Regions from separate parts of the Homo sapiens genome. Here region 2 is linked to region 1. The links are chromatin loops, found by intact Hi-C in ENCODE. Cell type or tissue: GM12878. All regions are shown on one strand. Each heading gives the region's core, and the rest is flanking DNA. Links, peaks and the distances in the headings are about the cores only. Region 1 has its middle 120 kb from the start of LINC00871. Region 2 overlaps LOC105370476 (a long non-coding RNA gene).

The links. Peaks named below come from ENCODE experiments on the same cell type or tissue, not always from the same donor. Only the 100,000 strongest peaks of a DNase experiment are listed, where the experiment ranks them.
Region 2: it touches region 1 in a loop (3-fold over the local background); 6 of 110 quality-filtered maps call a loop at or near these places.

Annotation. Positions count from the first base shown.
Region 1 is chr14:45,938,834-45,955,867 of GRCh38, forward strand. No RefSeq gene overlaps it. Among named protein-coding and RNA genes, the nearest start is that of LINC00871, 120 kb to the right of the region's middle. In GM12878, for the core only: no CTCF peak of the experiment used is centred there; a DNase peak (open chromatin) is centred at 8,424.
Region 2 is chr14:45,418,427-45,435,460 of GRCh38, forward strand. All of the region lies in intron 2 of LOC105370476 (a long non-coding RNA gene), which reads left to right. Among named protein-coding and RNA genes, the nearest start is that of MIS18BP1, 170 kb to the left of the region's middle. In GM12878, for the core only: a CTCF peak has its summit at 8,451 (motif pointing right); a DNase peak (open chromatin) is centred at 8,445.

The DNA of each region.
Region 1 (17,034 bases), core at 3,581-11,580:
ATTTAATTTTTTGAAAGTCTTGGACAATATTTCAGAGTCACCAATTTAATTTTCCCACATCCTATCCACTCTTTAACCTAGTACCTCATGGTTTCTGTTCCTAATACTCTGGGAAACCCTTTGATTTGAACATTATTTATTATTTGCTATATCAGTGATTTATCAATTCCTATTCTTATTCGCTATAATTTTTCCCCAATTATCTTATCTTGGACTATTATAATAGCCTCCAAATTGGCTTCCCATTTTCCATCTGCTCTCATTCTAATTTATTATATGCACTGTAGCTCAATATATCATATGTAGCTCTAATCATGTCACATGACTTTCTAAAACTGCTTAAGTTAAATGTCATATAGAAATCCTAAAGATTGGATGTAAATAGCATCACACAAATTGTTAAATATAATTATTTCAAAATTAATAACTATAATTATTCCATATCTACTGGTATATTATTTGTCCTTTGGTGCCCATTGGCCATTGTAAATGCTCTGAAATAAATAAAATTTTGTACTAGTACATAGGCAAATTTTATGCTTCTGACCCTAAAATAAACTAGCTATATGACTTCAGGTAACCAAATTTTTTATTAGACACGGACTGCTGCTATTTCATTTCATTTGGTCCAAATAAATTGAGACTATAAGGTAAGAGTGCAACTGCATAAGTACATAACCTACAATCCAATTTTATCAGATAGCCCTAGCGCTATATTTGACTGAATTGAAACCTCCTCTCCCTAAATTAAAGGTAATGAATTTTTCTAAAAAATATATTTGGTGTTCAAAAATTCAGTCTCAAATATGTGAAATTCTTCTGCTCTTCAAACTGATGTTAAGATTTTAAAGTAGCTGTACAGACATGATCTTCTGTCAGTTTGAACAGAATCTTACTAATCCACCTGACATTAATTCATTTAAGTCATCTTCTTATGAGCAACAGAGAGGAAACCTGTCAGAAAGTTTCTATCATAGCTGAAATGCAGCTGCCAAGGTTTATTTTTTCATACTGTCAGACATAGAGGAGGCTTATTTTAGTGTGCCAAATATACTTTCATTATTCTTGACTTTACAAGCATAATATGATGTTTGCTTTAATGAAAATGGAGTAGATTCTTGTGGTCTACAAAAGTGTCAGGGCATAGTAGTCTCGGAACTAGAAGCATTTGTGATTTCAATGGTAACTAATCTTCAATTTTTTTGGTAAAATATAAAGCTTAATTTTTAGATAATTAGTATGAAAATAATCCCTTCAAAAAAGCACAGTGTACTCTCAGTCTTTTGAAAACAATACAGAATTCTTAAGATTATTTTACCACATGTTACTCACCTGTTTATTTAAATTATTTGTACAAAGTTATTTAAATGTTTATGGTTGTTTAGGATTTAAATTTTTCAGTGTCAAAAATACATGATGTTTCATTCATTCTCTGTAGATGTCAAATTACTGCCCTCAAATCAAGTGTCACAAAGGACCTATGCTTGTACTCCCTGGACTCATCTGGTGTGGTAAACACCAGGGCAACATGAGGAATTCTAGAATAGAAAACAAAAAACATTGGTGTTGGAGATAATCAATAAGTTATAATGAGTTCATTCATTCATTTAATAATTTTTGAGTAGCCCAAAGCTAACACTGACTGAAATTTAAAAAGGAATCCTCTTTTTCAAGATACTTTATGGCCATCTGCTGGAACATTGTTGTAATAAATATACAAATCTATGACTACAATGTGAATTTACTTCTTATAATTGTGTGGTACCTAACTTTTTCAACACTGAAGGTGATGAAGAACAACCATATCCTTGCTGTCATGGAGAGATAAAGATGTATAAAAAATAGTTACACTGTCTGATAGATATTATTTGGTCAGATAAGTGCATGAAAAAGAAAATAATTTAGAAGGAGCTAACAGAGAATGCCTCCTTGGTCAAGGGATAGTAACATTGAGATCTCAGTAATGAGAAGAAAATCTGCCACATAAAAACTGTAGGAAAGAGCAGAGTGAACTACGTGTGCAGAGGCTGTGTCTTAGTCCATTTGTGCTGCTATAACCAAAACACCATAGGTGTATGAATTGTAAGTAATCAGCATTTATTTTCTCATAGTTTGGGAGCCTGGGAAGTACAAAATCAAGGCGCCAGCAGATTTCAGTGTCTGGAGAAAACCTGCTTCCTCAAAGGTAGGCTTCTGTCCTTTTTCTTGCTGTGTATTCACATGGTGGAAGGGGTTAGGCAGCTTTCTGCAGTCTCCTTTGTAAGGGCACTAATCCCATTCATGAGGACCCCACCCTCATGAGCTAGTCACTTCTCAAAGGCCCCACCATCTAATACCATCACACTGAGAATTAGGTTTCAACATATGGATTTTGGGGAGACACAAACATTAAGTTCATTGCAGGCAGTGATGCATGAAATGAGTAGTAGGTATGTGTAAATAACTGAAAGAAAACTAGATTGGCTAGAGTATCAGAAACTGGAGGGAGAACAGAATAACTGAAAACAGATACATACAACAATGAGAAATGGTTGTATAAATTATGGTCCATTTGTACAAGAGAACACCATGTAGCCATTGGTGAACATGTTTTTGAAGGATATTCTATGGTATGTGAAGCTATTCATCATAAGTAAAAAGCAGGACATAAAACCCCACCATAGGTGTATATGTGCTACACGGTTTTTCAATTTCATTGCGTCTGTAGGAAAAGAGTGAGATATATAAAGATAGTTAAAGCAATTATTTCTATTGGTAAAGTTATGAATTATTTAAATTTTATTTTAATGTCTATTTTTAAAAAAAATATTCTACTCAACATATTCTCATCCAGGTATGCAAACAGACATACACAGGAAATTTTTGATGCTTCATTCTTTGTCATAGCAAACAAGTAGAATAAAACAAATTGTTCCTCAATAAGGGAATGGATTAATACACTGTATTCTATTAATACAATAGAATGTATAGTATTATAGTCAAAAAGGAAAAAATAACCTAGAACATTCATTAAAATACATAAGAAATAAAAAGATAATTTTGAAATGATCAAGTTAGTTGCAAAACGTAACTATATGTTACAGTTTATATGCATTTTAAGAAAAGTTTTAAATATTCATAGTTACAAATACATGTGTGTACATATTAAATAAAATACAGGCTAATTATGTTCTTCCATTAAAAAAATAGTTTCTTCGGATAAGGGAGCAAAGATAAATGGATGAGAGTAACTTTAGCTGCATTTATGATATTTCTTTTTTAAATGGATCAATCTGAAGAAAATATAACAAAGTATTTAAGATTGTTTAATCTTGTCTCCTTTGTGCCATTCTGTATGTTAATATAGTAAGAAAGAAAACAATATTTAAGGTTTTAAATTAAAAATGTTAAGACTCATGACCTCATGTGGATATCACTACTTAAGGAATAGCATATTTTGGAGAATCTCAGGTCAACTTACAATTTCTACTGTAAATAAGACATGCAAACTAAAGAGAGCATAAAACAAATACACAGTTTAGCAAGTAGTTATTAAGTAAATTAGATAATCACCACTCCAGGTCAAGAAATGGAATATTATAGCAGCTAAACCCAAAGTGGGCCATTTTCCTATTTTTGAACTTTATATAAATGAAATGATACTATATTTGTATAATTATACTATATGTGTATAATGTATGAAATTATACTACATATGTATAGTATATGTAATATATATATTCTTTTGTATGTTGTTGTATTAGTTCAGTATTGTGTTTGTAAGATTATCTATGATGTCGCATTTAGAGATAGTTATTTCATTTTCATCACCATGTAGGTTTATCCATGCACCTGTTAGTAGACATTTAGATTGTTTCTGGTTTGAACTAAAAACATAAATGTTGCTCTGAACATTTACACAGCCTATAAGTATACATATATATGTGTATCCTAGCACACACATATACAAATGTCTCTAAGGCAAATGCTTAGGAATGAAATTGAAGGGTCATAGAAAATGCTTATCTTTAACATTATTACTATATGTACTGAACTGTCTTCCAAACTGGAGTTACCAGTTTACACTCCTACCAGCAGTTTATCAGAGTTCCAGTTTGTAAACAAAATTATTATTTCCCTGATTAGTAGTGAGATTGAATCCTAGTTCAAGTGTTAAGTCATGTAGAATTCCACTTTTTAAGTGTTCTTGTGTATGTCTTTGGCCCATCTTTCTTTTGGGGTGCTTGGATTGGTTTTACTAATGACGTATTTTTGTTTTTTTCTGAATACTAAGTCTTAGAACTAGTCTAGCAACCGTCTTCTTCCATTGTGTTACCTGTGTTTTAATGGTCTATTGATGAACGGTTCTTAATTTTCATTTGGCAAATTTATTAATCTTTTTGTTTATGGTTCATAACTTGGGATCTTATCTAAAAATTCTACAGTGATGTCATGGAGATACTATCCTGTATTATCTGCTAAATACTTTATAATTTTGACCTTCTCATTTGATTCTACTTTCGATACAGCTGGAATTAATCCATTTCAAATGAAACTTTCCTTCTCCTTCTCCTCATTCATTTAACAGGTTGCTAAAGAAAACTAGCATTTTTTGAGAAGCATTTCTTGAAGAAATGTTGAAGATAGTCTGCTTAGGAGTGGGAATATAATATGGGGTGGATCAGGAAGTTTGACCTACAATAATATGTAAATTAAAGTCCATTTAATTTTATATAAATTGTGCTAATCCTCATATGTTCAGGGAGAAATAAAGGAGTAAATTTAAAAAAAACTGTTTATAAATCAATTAAAAATGATTGAATTTATTGGGGACATAGACATGCTTTTAATGGTTAGCTAATATGATCCAAAATTTGGGACTGCAAGTAAAAGCATCCTAACAAAGGATAGATGGAGAAGGATACAGACGAGCTGAGAAGGAAAAAAACTTGTAGACATAGAAAGTTTAGTTAATTTTTTTATTTTCCTTGGTGATAAATAGGAGCTGAAATATGGTCAATTGCAAAAAGTAGACAAATTTGAATTATTTATAGTCAGCTCAAAGGGGTTTTTGTGTGTGTGTGCATGCATATAAGTTGGATGTGGAACTTAATTGTATATAGCTATGGTTAGGGCCTGGAATTTAAATCAAGTAAAAAAAGTCATAGAGATTTGATTCAGGGATTTGTTCCCCTTTCCTCTCCTAAATCATTATCAGTCTGTCCTTCTGCTTATGCTGTAACTGAATGGCCTATCTACAGGCCTGATGCCATTTAGAGGCTAAATATTCTTACCCGTCTAATAACCATCTGAAAAAATCAAATGCTGTATAAAAGTTTTGGTTTTCAAGGATTTTTTTAAACATTAAGATTCTAAGTACATGCAAAAATAAACACAAAATATTAGGTGAACTATCAGCAATTTAATTGGGTAAAATATTTCAGTTTCTATAGTAGACTTAGAAAGCAGACTTTATCATCAAAATGGCTTATTTTAATTTTTATTTATGAGTGAACGATATACCCGAGATTTGCTTTATTTTAATGCAGAAATGTTGGTAGGTATAAATAAAGGATGGCAGCAAGTTAATTCTGTTGGTTGGGTGATGGGTATGTTGATATTTATTGTACTATTGTTTTATTTTTTTCCTGTGTTTAATAGTTTCCATAATAAAAAATTTAAGATATAAAGCTGATTTGTAAGGATGTTACTTGTTAAGGGATAAAATTTAAAGGCTACAGGTTAATATAATTTTTTTCTGGGGTGGAAAAACTACTTTGCTCACATACATATTAATGTCTCCATCCATCTCTATTCATTTATTCTCCCAAACATCCACCCCTCCAACAGTCCAATAAGCACTGAGCCCTCACTACTCTAAGACAGTGTATAGATCATTGTAGAATATAAAATTACTTAAGGGAAGGTCACTGAAACACAGAATTATGGAAATTGAAGAAAACTTGGAGCTAATTAACCAAAATCTACATTGTATAAATGATTATCCTGAGGCTCAAGAAGTTACACAGTTTCCCCAAGATCACACAAAGATTTTAGTGACAGAGAAACATATCCAAGATTGAAAACTTTTCTTATGTTACATGTAATGAGTCATACACACTTGATGTAACAAAAATATTTATTGGGTTCCATCTACTGCAATTGTGAAGGCTTCCATGTGAGTGATAATGGAATTGCACTTTCCTATGTTCTCTTATAAAACTCATTTAATAGCCACAGTGGACTGAATCCATTGAGTTTTTCAGTAACATCCAATTCTGCTATATTCAGGTCCATCTTCATATGCTGTGAAAAAAGATTTCACAAATATGGAAGTGGTAAGAAAGCATGCATTACAAACCTAAGTAAATTTGGCAGATTCACCTTAGGGATTTTGCTACAAAAAGCAGTTTCTGTGGGATAAAAAGTATTTTGACATGGAAATATCTTAATAACTCTATAAGGTTGTCAGTTTTTCTTAGGGGAATTTTTTTCTACCAAGATAAATTACAATTTTGTCTCTTTTGAGGTTGCAAAATGAAGGTTGCAAAGGCAGCAAATAGCTGGTGCCTAGAAAAGCAATAAACTTGCTCTGCCTTAGTTATAACTATATAAAAAATGCTCAAAACTTTTGCAGTGCTTATCATAAGAAAAATGTGTGTAATTTGGGACTAAGTAAGGCTGTGTAGACTGATGGCTATCTGAGGCTCTGACTTCTACAAATTAGTAGCTGTGTAATCTTGGACAAGCTATTAAGCCTCTCTGTGCCTGTTTTCTTCTCAGGTAAATGAGGCTAATAATAAAACCTACTTCATAGTGTTTGGGTGAGGATTAAATTACATTAGTCATGCAAAGCTTTTAGGCCACTACCTGAAAAATCATAAGTGTTCAATTAGTACTAGTTAGTATTAGTCTTCATATTATTTGATTCAACTACGTAACAATTTATGGTAGAAAATTCATTAATCATTGTTGGCTAAGTTGGCTAGAGCACTAATTTTCAAATCTGTTGAGAATTTGGAGCAGTGATTATCAGTTGCCAATCTAGAGATACATATTAGTGTCCGCTCCCTCTATCTTCCCTAGAAATAGGACCCAATTTTATTTGGGGTAGGAAGGCATCCAAGAATGAGGCAATGTATCTTGGGTGAAGTATCTTATATAAACTCTGGGTTAGGAGATGTTTGCATAAGTATTTTCTGGGATGCTGAGAAGGCTGCTTCAAGGGCAATCCCTCAACTTGAGAGTGCTTCATTTTTTTCTTCATCTAATTTTCTCCTGTTTCTTGCCGCAAAAGAAAAAAGTATCAAGCGGCTAATTTGGAGCATGAAGCAACATTGAAGATGGAAGCCATGATTAAAGATGGTAGAGCAGAAAGAAGGAAACTGGGCTCCACTGAGTTTTTAGAATTTCTATACCAATTTGGGATTTCCTACTTCACAACTTCTAAAAGAAAAATGGAAGACTGCAAATCTTTATTGTGTTTGAGCCTCAGTTATTTCGAGTTTTTATTGCTAGCATTCACATAAGAATTTTAACTGATGCAACACACCTTATGGAGAATGTTGAAAATAAAGGTCCCTTGTTCCAGAGATATTCATTCAGTAGGTCTTGGATGAGATCCAGGACCAGCTAAGTTTGGAGCTATACTAGCACATAAAACTTGAGGCTTCTGGGTCATGGGGATTTTATTCCCATGTGTTAGCTTTTGTCAATTTTAGAGGGAAAATTCCTGTGAAGTGTCAGAAGACAGAAAAAAAAATAACCGTTGTATGGGCATCATATATGTGTTACTCTAGGAGGCAAACCATTTGAAATGCCCGTTCTATTACCAATAGTCAAATTTTCATAAAGAAAATTTATCATGGGAGAAAAGGCATTGGATGGACTTTTTAAAATTTTATGAGATAGGAACTGGGCAGGGAAGAAAAATAAGTTATTATTTTGCTGAAATAATGGAATAATCCTGATATCTTAAAATCAGTTGGGAGAAGTCAAGCCTTAACAAAGGAATTTACTAAATGTGGGTAGTTTGTGGTTATCAACAGAGCCAGAGGGGAAAATGGCAAAGTCATTCTGGTACTAAGGGAGTCTGTACTAAATCACAGTAATTTCAGATAAAATTGGCCAAACATCAATTCTAACAGCATGCTTATATTAAAGAGAAAAAAAAGTATTCATGGTTCAAGAAAAAAAATACTCTTTACAATCACTTGTGCACAAATATTTCTTGGTATGAATCAGAGAATATATTCTCATAACCAGCATTATACATGCATGTAATAAATGAACCTAAGAAGTCCACCAGTCCCAACTGTGGAAGTTTCATTCAGCAAGATCAGAAAGCCATTAGCCAGCATGATTGAAACCTTTTCTGTGAAACAAGGTCTGCGAGGGTCAGATTTACTCAGCAATTCAACCTTCATTACCTCTCTTTCAAGTAGAAACCCACTTGGCTTACATTTTAACAGTACATCTCTAATAGGGTGGCTCCATTGAGATCCTGGGTAGTAAAAAGTATGCCAAGGTGGTTTGGATCCATTTTGATACCTTCTAAGCCTGAGCTCCAGAGCTGCAGGGTCAATCTTCCTTACCAGTCAATAGTTTCTGTCTAGAGTGAGACACAAAAGCCTATTTTTGATATTTGGGCACCCTTCTGAAAGGATGAAAATCCAAGGTTATATCACTCTACGTGGAAAATAAAAAGCTTATGATATCTCTTTTAGTTGAAAGCTTATATAGCTCTCCTTGGTGAACATTTCCTGAGCTTTCGTTACTGTGCTGAGTGCCATTGCCCTTCTTAGAGTTGACCGCATTTCTGAGTCTGAAGCACTTGTGGGCCCTTTGGGATGAAAGACACTTTCCTTGCTAAGTGCCATCCATTTTTATTGTTATTATTAAGTCAATTCCCAAAGTCACATCCACTAACATGGCATTTTCAAAAATGACATATTGCAGCAGTGTACTGGGAAATGCTGTTCAGCTGGCTTTCTTATGCCGGCCTCATAAGTATTGTGTTTGTGGTGATACTTTTGGGAATGACGCTTCTCTTTGGTGGCTCAATATGCCCACAGGTAGTAAGCTATTAAGGGAATAATGATGGGCAAAAGCAGGTGGCAGACACTTTATGACAGGCTCGTCTTCCACCTAAGTCATCTGTTGTTTAAGAGTGTATGTAGTCTCTGTACATAAAGACTGGCTCTTGAGAATAATGCAGAGTGATGATATTCAAACACATTCTTTGAGAACTGTTAGAGTAATTGGCTTAAAATGCACTGTGTTAGTAGACATCAATTGCAAGAAATATGCCAAGTTTGTGGAAGCATGGCTTTCCTATTTAATTTCTAGAGGGAATTTGTATAATGCCTTTTCATTACATGATGGTGAAATTTGCAGTGCAAATATAACAGAAATTAGGCAACTATACAGAATGAGAATCCAGGGAACAAAGCTATCATCCAGATTTTCATAGCACTAAGGTAAATCATGAGTACACATCAAAGATATAACTCTCAAAATATTCATTTGATGGTAATAACTGCTAACTTAAAAAAATACAAAAGTGCATTTGGGAAAGATTTCTGAGGACTCCTATCTATGTACTGGTTTGAATATGATATAATTTAGTGTGGTATAAAATAATTTAGAAGAGGCTTTTTAATTTTTTTCTACTGTACCTGATAAATGCTATGTATTCTAGATAAGGAACAAAAAGAAGCAGTAGGTAAGTTTGGGCAGAGTGGTTAGTCTCAGTGCAGGCTTTATTTTAGAAGCACTTAGTACTTATTCCCAACAGTGTTTCTCCATATACAACTTATCAACTAGAAATCACAGTGGCGGCCAATGGACTCCTTAAATAAGGTTAATTCCCCTGTTTAACCCATACATTTCTTCAAGGATCACATATAGGTATGGTATAAGGGCTGTAATAAGATTAGATGTTGAACATCTAAATGGCAGCCCCGCCACGCCAACACCCAGCATATTTCTCTTTATATAAACTACTCTGACTCAGAGAGGGCCTCAAAGAAGGATTCAAAGTATATATCATGAATTTATTTTGATTAAGCTATAGAAAATACAGGATTGCATTCCAGGTTTTTGTTTAAAAACTAATAAAAATGACTCTTTAAAAAGTGCAGAGTAGACATGTATTCTATTTCATTTTCTTTTCTGGTTTTATCTTTGAATACAAGTAGTTATAGCCCAGGTATTCTTTCTCAAGAGAAAAGTTGAAAGAAAAAAAAATCAGATCACTATTTTTGTAGGGGAAACTTGAGTCTCTGTTGTTAAAAGAATTCTGGACTTGATATGTGTTCTTAGTGGGGCTCAGAGATACTTGTGTCTGCTATCTTTAAGAAATTAACTCCTGGAATTCTTGAATAATGAATTGCTAACCACTTGTTTCAAAATATTGCCCTCTCCATAAAAGAGAAATGGATACTATGTATTTGATTTTTAAAGGAGTAAAGGACACCACCAAATTTTATGTAACATAAAGGAATAAAAAGAGCTACATTTGCTTAATTTTTGGAGAATATCAATTTCAAAATTATAAAACTCAGGATGGCATGTCAAAACATTTATGAAAGACAACCCTTACCTGACTTGCCCATCCTTGAGTTTTATTGCCTTTTCTTCTGATCCAGACTATAGAAGCATCATGACATGATACTGCTTTCAACATCCTCCTTTGGACAGTCAATAAACGTGACAATACCTTTACTAAAAGTGACAATCTGTAAATAATTTCACTTAATACTTTTGAGAGCCAAAAATCCTTCCAGTCTCTCCCTCACTTCTTATTTCAGGGTAATTACGAAAAGCTTAATGTATATATTCAACCACAAAATTAAACTGAAACCAAAAGCTATGATTCTAATGATTAACTATACAAGCCTGCACAGTTCTAAATTGGCCAAACTGTCACTTTCATTGCTCCATTATGGGCACTGATCCAGAAATTAATTAGAAATACAAATTATGTCAAATTTGGACCTATGCAGACTAGCCAATTGAGCAATAAAAGTTGAAATTCCTATAAAGTGTAGAAACCACATGTGGAAATAATCATAGCCTTTTATCAATCACTTAAATATATTTTATTTGTGTTTCCATTTAGATTTCATATAAATGAATAAAGTGCATGTTTTTATAGAGATTGTATTAAAGATGATATATTTTAAAATTTTTATTAAATATTGTTGATAATGACTTTTTATTTCTAATTTTTAAATTTAATGTTCCATAGAATGTAATGAAAAGCCAAGATGCTATATGTAGTTGTGATTTATTTTTCTCAGTAATATGTTTGCCACTTTATTACAGTGGATGAGATGACTATTACTTTTATTTTTAAATATTTAAGTGCTAAAAAGGTGGTTTATTTAGTTATTCCATATTCTATATAATATATTCATCTTTCTCAATAGATTATGATTCAATTTTCTTTGCTCTAAACTTGTTTTTAAAATAAAATTACCTCTATTTCTGGATCATCAATTGCTACTCTAAATTTTTGTCTTATTATGGCTTTCTTTATACTAATTCACCTTTAATTTTCTCTCCTACTTTGGTTGAATTATTTTCCAAATTCAGAGCTTAAACTTGATTTGCACCATTGATATTAAATACTTTCTTATGTTTCATAAATTGTCCTTGATGCTATTAAAGGAAACATCAAATACTCAGTAGAAATTAGATTTAACAGGCAGATGAATCAATTTAACTAAGATAGTACTATTTTACAATGGACACTTATGATAATTCATATTTTTCAGAAATACATTATACCAAAAGATTGAAAAAGAACACATGGATAGATTGCTATATTTCTATAGAGTTGAAGCTATGTAACTGTTAAATAATCTCTCTGGGTTCTTTGTAAATTTATCATTTACAAAAGCACTTATTTCTCTGGGAAGTAGGGTGAGTCACAGTATGTTTTGAACAACTGAAGACGGGTAACTAGTCTATCATAGAATGCATAGGGCAGTTTCTAGTGCATTAAGGAGTCATGTTGTTCTAATGTAACAGAATTATACAATTATGGGCTTATGATGATTTATTTAAATTGGTAATTTAAAAGCCATTTGAGTCTATATTTTAATGGGCACAAAGAAGACATACTGCAGTGGAAAGAGTATTTAGACTGAAATAAGTGCTATGAATCTGTTTTGTCCTTTACTAATTATGTGACTTTAGGTAGGTTACTTAATCTTTCTGAGCCACAGTTCCGTTTTATATGAAATTAATATAATAATACATACCTTACAAAGTTGTAATAACAACTAAATGTCATATCATGAGTAGGCAGTTAATACAAGGTTTCTTTGTGTGTTGTCTCCAGACAGATGAAAAATAAACTTCAAGACAGAGATCAAATTTTCATGATGCTAAGCCATAAGGCAGACATTTAAGAATACTTCTCCTGCCTTCTGTGAACATACAATTTTGCCACAACTCTGTGTCTTTAACAGCTCTTTTAATTAATTTTAGCAAAGAAAAAAGGCCAAATTAGTATCTTAGCCTAGATTTAAATGGAATGTTTTGGGAAGGATTTTCACTATATTTAGGTTACAATAAAGACCTAGTGATTGCAGGTGATCCTGTGGTCCCATTAAGCAGCACATTTTTTGGAAGAAATGTAAATTTAGGAACCCTGCTTCGAATGGTAAATCCTCTCAAAGTTTGAGATAATAAGGCTTTGACAAATTTACATATTTATAAAAATTGATAATATGTGTGTGTTTCTTAACACCTTGTAAAACAAAAGAGGTGAAAGTTTTGGGAGGTCAGCCTATGGGAAGAAAAGAAGTATCACTCAGAATTTATGTGCAATCCGAAGTACGTAAAGAATCTGAAGTGGAATTTAAGGAGGCAAAAGGAAACTTGAGAGCTATGCTTCTTTCTGATGAGAAAGGAAGATGCTCAAATATATGCAGAAAGATGTCAAAGACAAAGTTTTCTTATTTTCATCTGAAGCACTGAATTGAAAGTTTCATTCTTTTTTCCTCAGTATTTAAACTGCTTTTGGGTTGTGTTTTACAGGCTATGTAATTCCCACTTCCCAATCCCTCTGGGAAGTTGTGGCCATTTTAGATATGCTGAAGTGAATTGAAGAGATCAAATTCCACATTGCAATTAAATTGATCTGACTTTGAAATGAGTTTGGTATCCAATCTAGCCTTCATTTTAATTTTTGTCTTTTGGGAAAATATAGGCCTTTCTTTAATTTTATTTACACATGCCTAGAGGCATTGTAATGGATGGATTTTACCATGAGAAAAAAAATTAGGCTACAAATAAGCACATTTGTCACTGCTGGTGAGTGAATTCTACACTTATATGTTATTAAAGTAATGGCTTTGCATGAATATATTAACTCTAGTGAAAAATCAAGGATTACAATTCTACTAAAGTTAAATTTATTATACTTTTAGGCAAGCCCTTTAAATAGCTGTGATTTTCCATTTAATTTGTATTGTATAGTGGTTAGTGGTGCTGCTTTTTGTTCCTCTTAAATAACAGTGTGCTATCTACTGGCATTTGTAGCCTGCTACTTTAATATGCATAAATCCCAATACGCTCTATGGCTGATGCTTTTAAGATGAGATAGTAGCTTTCCTGGCGTATTTGTTGATTTATTTTAGCAACTGAGAAAGTATCAGGCCATTGAGGTTGGATCCAATTAATCTTTGCTTGCTTTCTATCTTTTCTCTCTGTAATTTTTCTCAAAGCTTTGAAAAAGAGTGCTACCAAGTATGCATGTAATAGAAAAATGTTTTAAATTGGAAGTGGATCACAGTTTAGAAATTGATTGTGTCTTGTGGCATTGCTATAATGAAGAACTGTTTTAAAATACAATTATTTGACTTGCTTGAAAGTTTCTATACCACATTAATAGGAAAGTTTTTGAGGTCTAGGTTTTTCTTTGTTTTTAAGGAAGAGTCAATGCACCTTATAAATAGCATACGGTGTTACTTTTGGGATAAGTAAACTTATATGTGTTTCAATAAACAGATTCCAAATTTCCAAGAAAATAATTGGTTAAATATAAAGAAATGCTTATTTTTAAGTTGGAACATGCTGACAATGGGGAAAGTGTTCTAAATTTGGTCTTTAGCTTATGTAATCTCTGCCCACTTTTTTATTTATTTGGAAGTTTTTTTTGCAACCAGAAATGCAAACAAGTGTTGAAATTTGCATTCAGAAATTATTCTCTCTTTATTAGAATACAAATTCTGATGTGAAGCAGGTGGTGATTCAAATGCTGATAACCTGTAAAAAGTAAAAGTACCTTTATAGATATAAGAAAAGAAGAAATATAATATTTTAGAAAATGATTGATTTGAATTAAAATAGAAGTACTAGCATACTTTAGTTTTTCTGTCTTATCTGAAAATGTGTAAGCCTGAATTAGGGATTTTAGTGGCTCTAGCATTATTTGGATTTTTAAAAAATTAATCAAGCATGGAGAATTAGACTTCTAAAATATTTATTTATTTTATCAGCAAATATTTATTAGTCATCTACTATTTTAGTTACCTATTGCTTCATAAAAAAATTACCACCAACCATAGCAGCTTAAACAACAACCGTTTAGTATCTCCTACAGTTTCTGAGGGTGAAGAATCCAGTCGAAGCCTGGCTATGTGGTTCTGGCTTAAGATCTCTCATAGGGTTGTAGTCAAGATATTAGCTAGGGCTGCAGTAATCTGAATGGTTTACTGGGCTAGAGGATCCAGTTCCAAGCTCACTCATGCAACTGAGTAGCTATTCATAAGAGACACCAGTTTCTCATTATGTGGAGCTGCTCGTGACATCACAGTTGCCCTTTCCCAGATGAAATGATTGAAACGAAAGAGGATGCACCCCAAACAAAAGGTACCGTGATTGTTATTATATAATCTTGGAAGTAACATTCATCACTTCTGTCATATTCTATTGGTTACAAAGATCAATGCTGGTGCAATGTGAGGTGCAGATACTAGGATGTGTGGGAATCACTGGGATCCCTGTATTGGAACCCTGTTTTCACTTCTACTGTATGCTCTAGATGATATTAGATACAAATATGGATGACGTTATTTTGTGTCAGACAGTGAATTCAAGATCAGATTATTTTACTTCTTGTTCTAAAAATCTAGTTACAGTACAAAGGCATTCATTTGAAAATAAGTTTTCTTTAAAAAATTTCACATCTAAAGGAATACTTTAAGGATAATTTAGGATATATATCCTTAGAGAATAATTTAGAACAAAAAGATTCTGTTTCTTTTTTCTCCTATTCTAAACACCAAGCCAGATGAGTTGAAATTAAGTGAGATGCTCACTGCAGCATGGAAAAAGCAATTTCTATTGGTAAAATTTTATTTCTTAGCCTTCAAAAGCCAATTTTGTCAGTAGCTCCTTTCAATCCCAAGCTAAAACATTTCATTTCTTGAGAAGGTGTTAAATGTGTATAGTTAATGAATTTACACATATAAAATGAATTTTGCTAGGATTTCAGACAAAGGTAATAGTAGTTTGAATTTTAGTTGACTTTTTTGTTGAATGCTTATTTTATCTTAAAGTATACATCCTCTTTCTTCTTCTTCTTCTGTGGAATAAAGCAATGAAAAGGAAGTGCTTAAATTTGTTAGTTTTATTATATATTTTTTATTTAAGGACTAATCCATATGTCTGTAAAGTCCCTCTCTTCTCTGGTATATGATTCTTGTGTAATAGGGGTCATGCAAATAAGCTTTATTTAAATTTTTTGTTTTAAAAAGATTTCTATTTCCACAAATATTGATTAAACATCTATTATATGTAAGGTATTATTATATTATATATATTCATATACCCTAGTTTTGAGAAACAGCAACTCACTTGCAACTGCCTTTAAAAACTGGGGAATTTATAATAAGATCATTGGAGAATCTCATGGAATACAGAGAAGAGTTGTGTATTTTTGCTTCTGGTAGGAGTTTCATTGATTTCTCTGATTTATGCCTTTCTGTAAATATCTATTTCATTGCTTTCTTTCTCCTTGCAGACTGACTTTCTCCTCACTCCCCACCCCTGAAATATTTATTTGGAAAAGGCTCCCAATGTTTCTGTATTTACATATGTCCAGCCATAATGGTATAGACTGATTTAAATCTCACAGATATAGCTTCAAATTCACAGGGAAAATAACTTTTGCCTTCAATTGGTTCAGTTATTCATTTTTCTGTTGTTCAGGTGAGTATGAAAGAAATACTGTGAATGTCCTTGTTTTTGTTTGATTGATTCTGGAACACTCAGTTGTGATGGGAGTGGTATCATGTTTGTGAATCTATCATCTGGAACCATATAAATGTAGGTCAGAAGCTTTTTCCTGGAAAAGCTTGGGCATTAAACAAGTCTCTAATTTGGGCATCATATGATTTCATGAAAGTTTAACTATTTTTGTTATTCAGTGTGAAATATTCTCTTTGTGCATATTCTCATTTCCTTCCCTTTATTGTCTCTCTTCTATTTAGAGGTGTCTTTATTCATGATAAAATCATATGCCAGATTTTCTTTATTTACTTTGAAGAGGGTCTTTTTATTTTGACTGTTCTATACAATTGCAAATTACTCAAACTTGTTAAAACTTAGGGCAGTGTATATTATATACCTGATGTTACTATTAAATGAAAATATTGCAACTTTAAACAAATGAAAGCATTCTACTTCATATAGGTTTTACTTTTTATTATTTTTATTTACTTTTAATAGTCAAGTCTCATTTAGTTATACATTGTAGAAATAATTTTGGTGGAAAATAAATTAATTGGAGGCATGGTGGGGTGACTCAGGGAGTCAAAGAAGATTTGGACAAAGATAGAAACTTGAAAGCCACTGGAAACCTAAGCTTGTAGCTATCATCTGTCGCTTTATTTTTCTGTATTTGGAGTTACCGGAGCTTTGCCTCTCTTTCCTTTCTCTAACTTTCTATCTCATGTCTCCTTTCTGCAGTATATCCCATCCTCGTCCTCAGTCCACTTTCACTGCTTTGTTAGGCATATTGCTGAAAACATTTCCCCC
Region 2 (17,034 bases), core at 5,298-13,297, 520 kb before region 1:
GGTTTGGAAGTTGCGACAGATATTAGACTGGGTTCAGGATGGGATTTGATCCAGTAATTAACTGATTTGGATCCAGTAACAGGCCACTTACATCTGACTGGGTTGGAGATAAACTGGTAGTAAATGGTAATATTGCAGGGGCTGTAAAATTTGGCTTTTGAAAATTCACAGGGATTTTTGTGTTCTACCCCTTTGTTTCATTTTTCTTGCATGCTTAGGTAGAAAAAAAATCATTGGCTAAGTTCACTAACGGAACCTGAAAGCAAAGCCGATATTTTAGTTAAAAATAGAATTCTTAATTTCTGGAAAACTGAGTTCCTTCTGGCTTATATGTTAGGCCTGGGAGGGAGCAAAGTCTTACGGAAATGGCAAAACATTACTAAAGGTAACTTACAGTGGAACATTCCAAATGAACAACAGTGCATTGAAGTGCATTAAAAAAAAAAAAGTAAAAAAGGAAAGATGGCTCCCAAATTAGTCTCATCTAGGGATGCCAATTGATATGCAGAAGCTTCTAAAAAGATTTCAATATTTTTTTTTTTTTTTTTTTTTTTTGAGACGGAGTCTCGCTCTGTGGCCCAGGCGGGAGTGCAGTGGCGCAATCTCGGCTCACTGCAAGCTCCGCCTCCCGGGTTCACGCCATTCTCCTGCCTCAGCCTCCCGAGTAGCTGGGACTACAGGCGCCCACCATCACGCCCGGCTAATTTTTTTTGTATTTTTAGTAGAGACGGGGTTTCACCGTGTTAGCCAGGATGGTCTCGATCTCCTGACCTCGTGATCCGCCCGCCTCGGCCTCCCAAAGTGCTGGGATTACAAGCGTGAGCCACCGCGCCCGGCCAGATTTCAATATTTTTATTTAAAGCACACATATTTTGCTCTGGCCAGAATGGAAAATGTTAATTTGGTTACCCCATGCCACCCCCTGGGTAGCATCTTGCAAAAGTAAGAGGATTTTGCTTGTGGTTCTGTGATTTTCCATTGTGATGCAGCTTGCCTCTCAGTGGTTGCTAGGGCCACTCAGGGAAGAGGAACTCCAAAACCTGACATGTTGGCAAAAAGGTAAGAATTGCTTACCAGTTAGACTTCTGGCCTCTCTGTCTCTGTGCAAACCTGTTGAATGAATAATAAAGATTCCTGTTTATATCCTCTGTAAAATTTTGATTAATTGAAAAAAAGCATTTGTGAGGCTAGTCTCAAGCTGTAGCCAATCTGGTGTGCTTTTTATGTCTTTCTGTATGGTTCTGTCATAAGGAGGAATATCTTAAGCTAGAACATGGGCTTAGGACCCCATAACCCCGCTGTTCAAGCCAGCCTGGCAAACTGATCAGTTACAAACTTTGCTACACGTCTCTGAAAACACACCCACACCCACACACCCCCCAAAACTGGATAGGTCTCCATTTTGTTTTACGTGCTTGGGAGCTTGACTTTGTTACCATGTGGCAGTACTTTCTTTTGGTCTCTGCCATTTTACAATGGTGGCCCAGGTTCAATTCTGGCTTAGGGAATGAGTACTCTGGTTGATATCTGTGTGACCTTTACCATTTGCTGATTCCCCTCCACGAACAACTTCTAGTTTCCCTTCTTATACCTTCCTTTCTCTGAGCTATGTTTAAAGATTCTAGATTGTAAAAACTGCTTACCACTTCTTTGAAAATACCTCGTGCACTCATGATTAAGTCATAACCTTAATTGAAGCTTTTTGGTTTCACTTGTGAGGTTACTTTTGGTAAAGTTTAAAAGCCAGAAATATTGTCCACTTGGTGTGGCTTAAGTCGGGTAATAAGAGATTTAAAAATACTTTTATAAAGAGGGTTATTTTTAAAAGTCACCTTAATTAATAGTGGATATTCAAGCTCTAACAATTTGGGACTCCTTGGGAAAAGCAAAGGAGGCACCATAGATCCTGTTTTGAAAAAAACCCTCTGTTTTTGTCATGAAAACTTAGGAATTAAAAGTGGATATATCTTCCTCAAAATCTAAGACTCTGCTCTGTTTTGCATTGCATTATCTGATGTTTTTGACTTTTGGGCGTATCACAAATTACTTTGCATTATGAGAGAGCTTTGGTGTGTAACAACTAAGTAGGAGATATACTTTTAAGGATAGGCTGATTGCAGAATGTGCTAATTGGCTTTGGGATGCTATGTGATAAAATGCACAGTAAAAGCATTGCACTGTCTTGTCGCATAGCATTTCCTTCCTTTTTGGGATCCAGGATGTGATGTAAAAATGGGACCTTTAATTTTTGAGATTTGTTTTTGTCTTCCACCTGTGCCTGCTTATTAGGCCATAAAAACTGCATGCTTTAAAGAGAAACTTAGAAACTGGCAAATGAAAAAATCTTACAGTTACTGGATCTTCTTCTGTCTATCTGAGTAGTTATATATGTGTCATGTGTGTAATGTTTATATAAAAGAGCTCTAATTAACTGTATTAAAGAAAAATAAGTGCTTAGATCAAATATTTTATAAGAAAAATAAAAACTAGGCTGGGCGTGGTGGCTCACGCCTGTAATCCTAGCGCTTTGGGAGGCCAAGGTGGGTGGATTGCCTGAGCTCAGGAGTTGGAGACCAGCCCTGGCAACACAGTGAAACCCTGTCTCTACTAAAATACAAAAAATTAGCCAGGAGTGGTGGTGTGTGCCTGTAATCCCAGCTACTTGGGCGGCTGAGCCAGGAGAGTCACTTGAACCTGGGAGGCAGAGGTTGCAGTGAGCCAAGATTATGCCATTGCACTCCAGCCTAGGCCACAGAGCAAGACTCTGTCTCACAAAAAAAAAAAAAAAAAAAGAAAGAAAAATAAAAACTGTAATGACTTTTAGTTTATGTGACTTTAGTAATCTTTGGGAAATAAAAATTTTAAAGATTATTGGCAAAAATAAAGACATTTGGTCTAAATTAGGCAGGTCAGATATTAAGTTTGCTAAGTGCTTTAAGATCATAAACTGCTTCTTTGACTTTTAAAAATTGTTCCCTAATTTACCTAGTTTGGAGCATTTGATTCTAGATAAGGCTTTGAGATGTGTGGAAAGCCATGGTCCTAGCTACGCTGGAAAGAGTCAGACCTTGTCTGGTGTCCTAGGCTCCACACCTAGTACACAATTAAAATCCTTCACTTACCAAGATTTTTCACCAATATTAAAAATTGCTAAGAGTTACCATTATAACAAATGAGACCACCAAAAAAATTGTTCTATATGCAAGGTGTGTGAGGAGAGTGAAATGTGTTTTTTTGGTAAAAATTATAAGAAGGCATGGGAATATACATTTTTGCCTAGTTCAGAGGGTTAAAGGATTGTTTTAAACTGGATGAGATAAAGCTAAAGGTTTAAACAAATTGTGAAAGGTTTGTAAAGATCATTCTTGTAAAGAAACTGTGAACATATTGACTAAATTTAAAGGTTTTTCTGTAAATTAAACATTAAAATAAAAGCACAATGGGTTTTTCTAGAACACTAATCTCTTTAACAAAAATTTATAAAGGGTTATAAAAGATGTATGAGAACTTTACATTGTGGTCAAACTGATTAAGATTGAATCAATTTGTTTATAAGGTTTTATTAAGAATTAGGGTTGACATTAGTGATACACTGATGCAAGGGTGAAATTTAGCTTTCTCTTGAACAAGATTTTCATGTAATATTAGGATAATGAAAGATTATTGTTTGCCTTTTGAATAAACTACTGAAAAAAGAAGGGAAAGAAAAGACACAGATTGTTTGGAAAGCTAAGTCCTCCCTCTATCAATGAGTAAAGGTTTTTGCCTTTTTAACAATGTTCAAGTCATCATTTTGGCGAAATGAATGACTTATGGTAACCTGGAATTCTGTTTCATAGAATCAAGTGTTTTAAACCTTTAACATATTTGATAGGCTTTCCAAAATAAAATTTCAGCTTCAAAATTGTATTTTCTGACCTCTAACTTTGAGATCCTACAGAGGGCCCCTGAAGCATCCAAAAGAGAGATAAATAGGGCTATTTGACATGTTAAGTTCCATGGGAAGCATTGTCAAAATAAAAGATAATGATTAACCTTCTTCAGGTTGTATTTTCGTGTATGTCATCGATATGTTCCAAAACTGTATGGGATTTCTAAAATTTTAATATGTCTGAGTATATGTTATCAGTCATAATTATGGTTATTAGGTTGTTACCATAAACCATAGAAATAACCAAATTTCCTTATCAATTGTGTTTTTGACTATTACTATTTAAAGTCATTTCCACAGTTAATTGCTTAATGCTGTTGCAGTTTCTGAAAACTTCACAAGCACACAAAATCCTTGAATATGGTGTCTTTTAGGAGATTCATGAAAGGCTAGAAATGCTCCTGAAAAGCACTCTTGAATACAGGTTTCTAATAATTTTAGAATCATATTATTTGAACTGGGTAATGAAAAGACTGACTGGGTTATAAAACTGCTAAACCAAGTAGAACAAAAATTAATTAAATACCAAGAAAATGCCTTGCCAGATTTTCATGCTAAATTAGCTGATACTAAAATTATTTAGATATACAATTTGAATGAACTCATGGTCTAAGTCAATTTATTTACGATAACCCATCAGTTTTCAGTGCTATGCACCTAATTTGGAGAAGCAACCAGTATTCAAGAGGATGTAAGTCTAATGTTAATTAAGCATGGACATATGGAGAACCAGGATGGCCACCGTGTTCTTCCCGAGTCCTTAAAGCTTTTGTTATTAAAGGTTCTGCATTCCATGACTCATCATGGAAAAGATAAAATTAAAGGTCCAAATTAAATATATATTGGTGTGGTGACTTCTAAATTGCTAAAATAGTTTATGACCAATGTTTGGTTTGTCAAACTCATATTCCTGGGAAGACAATCAAAGCTTCAGGTACATTTGGCTACCTAATGGACTCTTTAAATATTTATAAAGGGATTTCATTCAATTGTCATTTTCAATGCATTTTTTCTGGTTGTTTAAAAGCTTTCCCATGCAAGAGGGCTGATATTATAAAGTGAATTATTATACTACAGTGTATTTTCATCAGGTAAAGAAAGCTTTTTATGATTCACTGATTGAGGACAATCAACCCCTTCACAATCTAGAACTCAAAGATTGACTCTTCCGATAACATCAGAGAAAGACTGCCCTTGATGTCTATACTACAGCAAAACTTTGGGCCTTGAACCATGGGTTCATAATCTCACAACTGAAAAGGGGGTCCCTGCATACTCTTGGAACAGTACACTCATTGGAACCCTTAAGGTAAAGCTAACCACAGAAATTTCTGCCCAGAAGAGGATGGCATCCTTGATGTGAACAGCTTTTTCCAAGATCATGGGTCAAGACTTTTACTATTACGAGACTCTTATCTTTGGATATTTTTTTCCTTGCTTATGCCTTTATGAACAATAGAAGTGAAAAGGGAGTCTGTTATGTGCATGTATTTACTTTTATTTATGAATTATTTTGCAGCCAGCCTTAATACATGGATAACCTTATACTTTGATAAAGATGAAGACCCAATGTAGGTGAGAAACTTTAATGGTACATACATTGCCTCATAATCAGTCAGAAACAGAACATTGGTTCACTTCTCTTAACCCATATTATGGTTAAAGGGAACATTGCCAGGAGGCCTTTACTCTTCTAGAAGGGCATAGTACGTTTTTTTTTTTTTTCCCATAGTTGGAGTAAAAGAGGCAATGATTAGAAATGTCTCCCTTATGAGAGGAACTACAGTAGATTCTACTGTACAGGCTATAGTTACACAACAGACTTTAAATTCTCATGTGAAAATGATGCTAAATAATAGAATTGGCTAAATAGAGAAGTATATGTGCAGCTGCTGGCACTTATGGCCTATGGAGAAGACACTGGGTATTATAGAGATTCAGTTGTAGGGGATTAATGAAAAGACTAGTTAGTTAAGCAACTAGACTCTTTATCTAGCTCATTCTTTGATCTATTTGATTTTAGGTGGTTTGGTTTATGGGAACCCATGGTAAGGAGCATACTCCAAACTCTTGGTATTATCCTCTCAATAGTCATAATATTCTCTGGTGCACTGTATTCTCTCAAATGTTTTAAGTGTTTGCATGCAGCCATGTCTAGAATGCCAAATGGTCTCTCTTCAACTGGAATGACAAGAACTGAAAGAAATGTGTGACCATGAGGACACTGTAGCTTATGAATGACAACCTGAGACCAGAAACCCAAAATGATGGTAACTGAGAGTGGCACTGAGTGACTAAATTTTGGTAACACTCTCACCTAAGTGAGAACCTGATGAAAAAGTTTTTGGTTTTTTTTTTGTCTTTTTTTTTTTGAGATGGAATCTCACTCTGTCGCCCAGGCTGGAGTGCAGTGGCATGATCTCCGCTCAATGTAACCTCTGCCTCCTGGGTTCAAGTGATTATCCTGCCTCAGCCTCCTGAGTAGTTGGGACTCCAGGGATGTGCTGCCACACTCAGCTAATTTTTGTATTTTTAGCAGAGGTGGGCTTTCACCATGTTGACCAGGCTGGTCTTGAATCCCTGACCTCAGGTGATCCTTCTGCTTTGGCCTCCCAGAGTGCTGGGATTACAGGGGTGAGCCACCATGCCCGGCCAGATTTTTTTTTTAAAACAAAATTATGGATGTCCATTGTTTTGGATTGAGCTTATGCACTAGGCCCCAAGAAACCAAACCAAACAAAAATGGAGTTGCTTTTGCTAAATGTGACATAATCAAACTGACACTTTAAGTAAACTCATAGATCCTAGAATGAACCAGGTTTTGTTTTTCTCCTGTAAACAGGATGCTGCAGCATAAAGAGGTACCCTCTACTCAGTCCTTGTTCCTACCTTTGAAAAATTCACTGTTCTACTGTTTCCAAGTGGGTTTCAAAACCAAAAAGTATATTAATGATGGTAATATGACATCAATAATTGAAGTTTTGGTCAATCTCTCAAAATTGAGAAAATGACCAAAAGGGGAGAATTGTTAAAGCAAACTAAATGTGGCCTGAGAATATACTTCTATATTTGAGTCCTTGTGGATGAACTGCAAACTAGCTTGATAGGTAGACAAGATTGAAAACCTAACTTTGGCGTATGCAACAATAGCTGAGTCTTGGCCAATTCCAGCAGCCATACTTCAACCACTCATACACTGCTGAGTGTTCAAACTGTGTTCAAATAAGGCAAATGCCGAGCTGTAACCAATCCAGTTGTTTCTGTATCTCACTTCTGATTTCTGTATGTCACTTTCCTTTTTTTTTTTGTCTATAAATTTGTTTTTACCACGAGGCATCTCTGTAGTCTCTCCAAATCTGCTGTGATTCTGGGGGCTACCTGATTCACAGATCGTTCTTTGCTCAATTAAACTCCTTTAAATTTAATTCAGCTGAAGTTTTTCTTTTAACAAGGGAATGCTTTCAATTTTTCCCCATTAAGTATGATGTTGGTTGTGGTTTTGTCATACATGACCTGTATTGTGTTGAGGTACATTCCTTCTATGCCTAGCTTGTTGAAAATTTTTATCATGAAGGGTGTGCTGAATTTAATCAAATCCTTTTTCTGTATTGAGATGATCATATGGTTTTTGTTTTTAATTCTGTTAATATGATATATCATATTTATTGATCTGCATATGTTGAACCATCCTTGCATTCCTGTGATGAATCCCACCTATTCATGGTATATTATCTTTTTGATGTGCTGTTGAATTTGGTTTGCTAGTATTCTGTTGAGGAATTTTACATCTGTGTTCATCAGGGATATTGGTCTGTAGTTTTCTTTTTTTTATTTTATCCTTATCTGATTTTGGCATGAGGGAGGTACTGACATTGTGGAATGAGTTAAAGAAAATTCATTCCTCCTTGATTTTTTGGAATAGTTTCAAGAGGATTGGTATTAATTCTTTGTATATTTGATAGAATTTGGCTGTGAATTCATCTGGTCCTCGGCTGTTTTTTTTGGTTGAGAGGTTTTTATATTCCTGATTAAATCTCGCTATTCGTTATTGGTCTGTTCAGGAGTTAGTTCTATTTCTTCCTGTTTCAATCTTGGTAGGTTGTGTGTTTCCAGGAATTTATCTATTTCATCTAGATTTTCTAGTTTGTGAGCTTATAGTTGTTCATAATAGGAGGAGGAGAAGATTCTTACTGATAATTTGGATACTGAAGGTGAAAGAATGTTAGGAATAAAATAAAATTGAGGAATATAAATGATACAATGTTAAAAGAAGACAGAGGAAACTTATGGGGAGATAGATTCTAAGACTTGAACAGGATGAAAATCAGACTTGGTGCCTGGCTGCCAAGCTGTAGTATTTTCCAGAAGCAGCTATGTTTCTCTGATTGAAACATGTGGGAATGTACCAGGGTGCATTTCCCTGATTGAAACACGTGGAAATATACTCAGGAACCTCCTTACTGCTCAGATTTCACTCACAAACTCAAACCTCAGGATTTTTTCAATACAACCACTAGGTGGCACTAATGGTACATTCTCTATATAAAGCTGCTATTAACTTGAAGGATCTCTTTCCTGTTGCTGAATTTGCTCTGGGGTCACAGTAGGGGATCCTAGTTCTAGTACCTCCTGGCTATACCATGAGTAAATGATTTAATACTAATATAACCCGTGTGTTCTTAGAGGAAATGACTTTTATTCTGAGTCTTCCTAGAGAATGTGACTTAAAAATTTATTGAGCACACTTCCCCTATATTTGTAAAATAATAACATAACTTTAAGTCAAGATTGGTCTGTGAGCAACTTGCTTTTTTTGTATGTGCTTTCAGATGGACAAGTATTGTAGAAGGATTTTTTTTTTCCTGCAGTATCTCCACAGGAGAAGAAGAGAATCTCTTAGATTAATCCCTCAGGGGCAGATTTCTTGGTATTTAGTTGATTTTTAATTATACTTATGGTACAAGGACTTGACTGAAAACCTTTTAAGGCATTATGGCTGGCATTATCTTTGAAACAATATTTCTATATTTTTTATCACCGCCTACTCAAGCAAGCAGTCAATTTTGGGCTCATTGCTTCAGAGGAGGAATGTAGCAGGACAGGAAATAGATGCATGTTGTGAATCTCTCTGAGTATTGTGTTTCAAAATTCTAAATCTTAATATGAAGAGGATTTATGGGAATAGAACAAGTGCTGATCAGAAGCTGGGAAGACATCAAGGTTATATACCATGTCCCAGACTAGAAAGAACTTTCTTCAGGATGGGAAGTAAAAAGGGATAGAGGCCCATGGGACCAGGGAAAAGAGGGACCTGGGGCAAGAAGGACCTAGGGCTTGCTTCCAGTGCCATTAGGGTGGCTGCAAAACCCTACAGAGGGAGTGGGAATCCTCTGGCATTATATAACATTTCTCTCCCAAAGTTGTTTATGGAAATGGCAGAGAGCCATAAAAACTGAAGAGGCCAAGTCATCAGAGATAATGAATGTCACAGTAACAAACCACCCGTGTGGACTGGGCCATTCCTTATTAATCACTTCCCCCACAAACTCCAGTGCCTTGGCACTTCATATAAATTTGGGAAAGGGTAAGACTAGCATCAAGTATTTTCTATTACTCCATATCCTGGGGGCTTGGGATAAAAGTTGTTGTAGAAAAGAAATGTATTTTTCTTATACATCTGAATATGTGGACTGGGTTTTATTCTTCCTCTTCTGGGAGGTCTTTTCTCTGTTTAGTTTAGTATCCTGGAATTCTAATTTTTCCCAGCATGGCTGAGACACCACCACCTCCTTTGAATGCTTTTGCTCAGTGGGGTTGAAAGTGATCTTTTCTTTGGAACTTTTGAAACATGTCAGTTGCCTTACAGGATACTTCTCCATCCTAATTCGAATTGTGGTTATTCAAGAACATGGCATCACAGCAAGGATCATAGTATATGCATGGTTTAAATTGCCATCACATTTAATATAATATGTAGTGAATTGATATTTGCTAATGTCAGGGAGTAAGTACAGTAGTATAGTCATATTAATAGTAGTTTGAAGTGAAGCAGCAGATTCACATGGAGCTACATCGGGCTAAAATCTCATGCATTTAAATATTCTTCAGTGGATTGTTAGGTTCTGGGAGATTTTCTTTTTCTTTCTTCTCTTTGATGTTCTAACTACTAATATAAATGCCACTGCAATTAAGGTCAGGAATATTTACCATGATGTCATGCTCTGTTATCATTGAGAAATTATGGTTGCATAGGAATCTATGTAATATCTGAAAGACATATAATTTTCGTTTCTTTAAAAAATGTTGATCAATTTTATAAAATGATGCAGGATTGTTGAAAAAAATTGTAATATAGAGAAGTATAGCAAGAAATGTAAAAATCACCTGATACCATTTCAAAAGAAGGCAATTACTATTAACATTTATGGGGGCCCTTCCATCTCTCTCTCTCCATTTATATATTTACATATATAATTATTTCACATAAATAAGGCTGTGTCATACATGTTATGAGGTAACTGCTTTTTTCTACTTATCAATATATGCCTTTCTATGTCAATAAATAGGAATTTCTAAATAACTTTTAAAGACTGCATAGTTTTTCATCATATATAAGTACTCTGATTTATTTAAGTCATGTCCTTTTCATAGGCTACACACTAACTAGATTACCTTGGTAGATCCCAATATGTGCACAAATACAAGTTAACCTCAAATATAAATATACATATATAAACTTTTAAGGATCCAAATGAAATATTTCAGTTTATTTAAAAAATATTGAATTAGTTACACACAAACTTGAAATCTATTATTTTTAAATTATTCTTTTCCTAATTTTATAAAACTACTTCACTGTTGTTTTGAGAGGTCTATTTTGAGTCATTGATCATACATCTCCTGCACAAATAATCTTTTTTAAAAGATCAAAGTTGTTTCATTTACAGCACTTTTTGAATTACTGTATGTAGCAGTCATTGAAGTTTATCCCAACTTAAAGGACCTATTTGCTCTTTGTGATCTCTGCATGTTATCATTCACTTTACTGTTTTTTTGTTTGCATCACTTTAAAATTGTTTTCTATTTTAAATTTGAAATACATCACACATTTTGAACAGAGCAGAAAAATATTACATTTTAAAAATACTAATGATAATAATAATAACAAGAAAACAGATTTTTCTGGGTAGAGGATACATAATTTGCAGCCTTTTTTTGGGAGAAGATCAGAGCCCCTTTCAGTGTCTAATGAATGCTACAAACCTAATCTGATTAAGTAGCAGAGTTTATTGAAGGAAGGTAAAGTACATTTCTTTTTATTTTAAATTTCCAACTTTTATTTTAAGTTCAGGGTTACATGTGCAGGTTTGTTACATAGGTAAATGTGTACCATGGTGATTTGCTGCACAGATCATCTCATCACCTAGGTATTAAGCTCAGCGTCCATTAGCTATTTTTCTTGATGCTTTCCCTCCTCCCACCCCCCACCCTCTGACAGGCCCCAGTGTGTGTTGTTTTCTCCCACATGTCCATGTGTTCTCATCATTCAGCTCCCACTTATAAGTAAGAACACATGTATTTGGTTTTCTGTTCTCGCATTAGTTTGTTGATAATGGTCTCCAGCTCCATCCATGTCCCTGCAAATGACATGGTCTCATTTATGTGCCACATTTTTTTAATCCAGTTTATCACTGATGGCCATTTAAGTTGATTCCATGAGTTTGCTATTGTGAACAGTGCTGCAATGAACATACATGTACATGTATCTTTATAATAGAGTGGTTTATATTCTTTTTTTTTTTTTTGAGATGGAGTTAAACTCTTATTGCCCAGGCTGGGGTGCAATGGCATGATCTCAGCTCACTGCAACCTCTGTCTTCTGAGTTCAAGCGATTCTCCTGTCTCAGCCTCCCAAGTAGCTGGGATTACATATGCCAACCACTACGCCCAGCTGATTTTTGTATTTTTAATAGAGACAGGGTTTCACCATGTTGGCCAGGCTAGTCTTGAACTCCTGACGTCAGGTGATCCGCCTGCCTTGGCCTCCCAAAGTGCTGGGATTACAGGCATGAGCCACTGATCCCTGCCAGAATGGTTTATATTGTTTTACGTATATGTCCAATAATGAGATTGCTGGGTTGAATGGTATTTTTGCCTCTAGATCTTTGAGGAATTGCCACACTGTCTTCCACAATGGTTGAACTAATTTACACTCACAACAACAATGTATAACCATTCCTTTTTCTCCACAACCTCGCCAGCATCTGTTTTTTGATTTTCTAGTAATAGCCACTCTGACTGGTGTGAAATGGTATCTCATTGTGGTTTTGATTTGCATTTATCTAATGATCAGTGATGGTGAGCTTTTTTTCATATGATTGTTGGCCACATGTATGTCTTCTTTTAAAACGTGCCTGTTTGTGTCCTTTGCCTACTTTTAATTGGGTTTGTATTTTTTCTTATAATTGAGTTTACGTTCTTTATAGATGCTGGATGTTAGACTTTTGCCAGATGCATTCTTTGCAAAATTTTTCTCCCACTCTGTAGGCTGTTTACTCTGTTGATAGTTTCTTTTGCTGTGCAGAAGCTCTTTAGAAGTGTAATTAGATCCCGTTCATCAATTTTTGCTTTTGTTGCAATTGCTTTGGTGTCTTGGTCATAAAATCTTTGTCCATGCCTATATCCTGAATGGTATTGCCTAGGTTTTCTTCTAGGGTTTTTGTAGTTTGAGGTTTTACATTTAAGTCTTTAATCCATATTGAGTTAATTTTTATATAAGATGTAAGGAAGAGGTCCAACTTCAGTTTTCTGCATATAGCTAGCCAGTTTTCCCAGCACCATTTATGAAATAGGGAATCCTTTTCCCATTGCTTTTGTCTGGTTTGTTGAAGATCAAATAGTTGTAGGTGTGTGGTCTTATTTCTGAGTTCTCTATTTTGTTCCATTGGTCTATGTGTCTGTTGTTGTACCAGTACCATGATGTTTTAACCAAAACCACTGTAACCACTGTAACGTTTTAGTATAGTTTGAAGTCGGGTAGCATGATTGTTTAGAATTGTCTTGGCTATTTGTGCTCTTTTTTGTTTCCATATGAATCCTAAAATAGTTTTTTCTAATTCTGTGAAGAATATCTGTGGTAGTTTAGTGGGAATAGCATTGAATCTATACATTACTTTGGGCAGTATGGCCATTTTAACGATACTGATTCTTTCTATCCATAAGCACAGAATGTTTTTCCATTTGTTTGTGTCCTTCTGATTTCTTTGAGCAGTGGTTTGTAGTTATCCTTGAAGAGGTCCTTCACTTTCCTTGTTATCTGTATTCCTAAGTATTTTATTCTTTTTGTAGCAATTGTGAATGGGAGTTCATTCATGATTCGGCTCTCTGCTTGCCTGTTGTTGTATAGGAAAGCTAGTGATTTTTGCCTATTGACTTTTGTACCCTGAGACTTTGCTGAAGTTGCTTATCAGCTTAAGAAGCTTTCGGGCTGAGACTATGGGGTTTTCTAGATATAGGATCATGTTATCTGCAAACAAAGATAATTTGACTTCCTCTCTTCCTATTTGAATACCCTTTATTTCTTTCTCTTGCCTGATTTTCCTGGCCAGAACTTCCAATACTATGTTAAATAGGAGTGGTGAGAGAGGGCATTCTTGTCTTGTGCTTGTTTTCAAGGGGAATGCTTCCAACTTTTGCCCATTCAGTATGATATTGGCTGTGGGTTTGGCATACATGGCTCTTACTATTTTTAGGAATATTTCTTCAATATCTAGTTTATTGGGAGTTTTTAAAATGAAGGGATGTTAAATTTTATCAAAGGCCTTTTCTGTATCTATTGAGATAATCATATGGTTTTTGTCTTTAGTTCTGCTTATGTAATGAATCACATTTATTGGTTTGTGTATGTTGAACCAACCTTGCATCCTGGGGATGAAACCAACTTGGTCATGTGGATAAGCTTTCGGATGTGCTGCTGGATTCAATTTGCCAGTATTTTATTGACATTTTTTGCATCGGTGTTTGTCAGGGATATTGGCCTGAAGTTTCCTTTCTTTTTTGTATCTCTGCTAGGTTTTGGTAGCAGGCTGATGCTGGTCTCATAGAATGAGTTATGGAAGAGTTCCTGTTTTTCAGTTTTTTGGAACAGTTTCAGTAGAAATAGTATTAGCTCTTCTTTGTACCTCTGGTAGAATTCAGCTGTACCTGTCTCTGGTCTTGGGCTTTTTTTGGTTGGTAGGCTATTGATTACAGCCTCAATTTCAGAATTAATTATTGGTCTATTCAGGGATTTAATTTCTTCCTAGTTCAATCTTGGGAGGGTGTATGCAGTATTTTCTAGTTTATATACATAGATGTGTTTGTAATATTCTCTGATGGTTGTTCATATTTCTGTGGGATCAGTGCTGATATCCTTATCATTTTGATTGCATTTATTTGAATCTTCTCTCTTCTTTATTAGTCTAGCTAGCAGTCTATCTATTTTATTATTATTTTTTAAAAAAGCAGCTCCTGGATTTGTTGATTTTTTAAAGGGTTTTTTGTGTCTCTATCTCTTTCAGTTCAGCTCTGATGTTGACTATTTCTTGTCTTCTGCTAGCTTTGGGCTTTGTTTGCTCTTGGTTCTCTAGTTCTTTTCATTTTGATGTTAGGTTGTTAACTTGAGATCTTTCTAACTTCTTGATGTTGGCATTTAGTCCTATAAGTTTCCCTCTTAATACTGCTTTAGCTGCATCCCAGAGATTCTGGTATGTTGTATCTTTGTTCTCATTAGTTTCAAAAAAAACTTCTTGATTTCTGCTTCTATTTCATTATTTAACCCCAAAGTGACTCAGGAGCAGGTTGTTCAGTTTCCATGTAGTTGTATGGTTTTGAGTGAATTTCTTAATCTTGAGTTCTAATTTGATTGTGCTGTGGTCTGAGAGTGTTATGATTTCAGTTCTTTCGCAATTGTTGAGGAGTGTTTTACTTCTTATTATGCGATCAATTTTAGAGTAAGTGCCATGTGGCAGTGCGAGGAATGTATATTCTGTTGTTTTTGGGTGGAGAGGTTCTGTAGATATTGATTAGGTCCACTTGATCCAGAGCTGAGTTCAGGTCCTGAATATCTTTGTTAATTTTCTGCCTTGATGATCTGCCTAATATTGTCAGTGGGATGTTAAAGTCTCCCACTATTATTATGTGGGAGTTGAAGTCTCTTAGACAGTCTCTAAGAACTTGCTTTATGAGTCTGGGTGCTCCTCTACTGGGTGCATATGTATTTTGGATAGTTAGCTCTTCTTGTTGAATGGAACCCTTTACCATTATGTAATGCCCTTCTTTGTCTTTTTTGATCTTTGTTGGTTTAAAGTCTGTTTTGTCAGAAACCAGGACTGAAACCTCTGCTTTTTTGTTTTCCATTTGCTTGGTAGGTTTTCCCTCATCCCTTTATTTTGAGCCTATGGGTGTCTTTGCATGTGAGATGGGTCTCTTGAAGATGGCATACCAATGGGTCTTGGTTCTTTCTCCAGATTGCCATTCTGTGTCTTTTAACTGTGGCAGTTAGCTCATTTACATTTAAGGTTAGTGTTGTTTTATGTGGATTTCAAGAGAGAAGTGGGCTGGCCTGACTGAAAAGTAGCGGCAGCAGCAGCAGCAGCAGGGTTTAAAGAGGCAGTACACTCTGAAAGATGAGGCAGATTGGGCTGCTTGAGAGAGTGAGCCAGGAGCAGTTAGTGCTGGGGGACTCTTTATGAGAATCTTACATGATTATTTATGAAGGGGCATGAGGGGGTATCACTTGTAATCATGTTTTAGGTGGTTTCCTTGGACCTGCATGTTTTGTGATTGTACATGGTAGTACACATGTTGTATGTCTCATTTGTATTTAAAATCTCCACCCAGGGTTTGTTTTTTACTATGATTATCAGTAAAAGGCTACTTACTCTAGGGTGAGTTACTGGGGGAGTGAGTGTACTCATGAGCAAGAAAAGTCTCTACCATGGTTATCTCTGGCTAGGGCCTGATAATTTCCCTTCAGATCCAGAGGAGCCCAAACACAAGGTCACAAGTAGTTAGTGTAGCCATTGTCTTTTTCGTTGACTGTCAGTTGAGCAGCACTGACTGTCAGTGGGAGGTGTCTCCAAGACTCTTCCTCAGGGCTTCTCCTGTCTGTTTATTTCTGGCTGTGTGCCTTCTCTAACAATGTTACAAATTCAAAATGCAAGATAGACCAATAGATTTTAGTATAACAGAGAAGTGTATTGTTATGGTTTCAGATTATATATTGTAATTAATATTTAAGGAACTTCTATTTGTTGAGTCTTGGTGTACAATTATCTGGAAAGGCTTTTAGAATACTCTGCCCTTTTCCAACTATATGGATTTTATTCATATAGGCTAGATTTATAGGCTAGATTTTATTCATATGCTTTAACATTAAACAACAGTTTATAACTGATTGAATGCAGAAGCAAGTATGAGAATCCAGCTGTTTTTTATGAAGCCACATGTTAAAGACGTTTTTGAAAATGTGAAACAAATGCCACTGCTTTCACTCAATATATTTGTTTTGGAAAATAAAGTTATTTCTCATAAAAATATGTTATTACTTTGCTGTAAGTAAATTATTATTTAAAATGACTCAATAAACATATAATTTCAAAACATCCTTGTGTTCATTTCTAAATTACATATTAATACATATAATCTACATAAACAAAAGATTTTTAAAGTTCTCAATAGTTATTAAGAGTACAAAAGGGTCCTGAAACCATACAGTTTGGGACAACTGAGATGGAGAGAGATGAAACTTAACTGGGTTATCAGGAAAGGCTTGTCTGTGGAGGTGACATTTGAGTTGAGAATTGAATTATGAGAAAGAAGCAAGGTAAAGATTTAGGAGAAGAGCATTCCAGGCAATGAGTGGAGGTGGGGAGCAGGCAGTGAAAAAACTCTGAGGAGAGAAAGAGTTTTGAGTGTTTCCAGGAATAAAGAAGCCAGTAGGACATCAGGTGAGAGTGTTGGGCCAGGATCAGGTCATCAGGGTCTTATAAATCACAATAAGACTGAATATGTAATGGGATTCTATTTGAGAGTTATAGGTAGGGTTGCAATAAGATCTGACT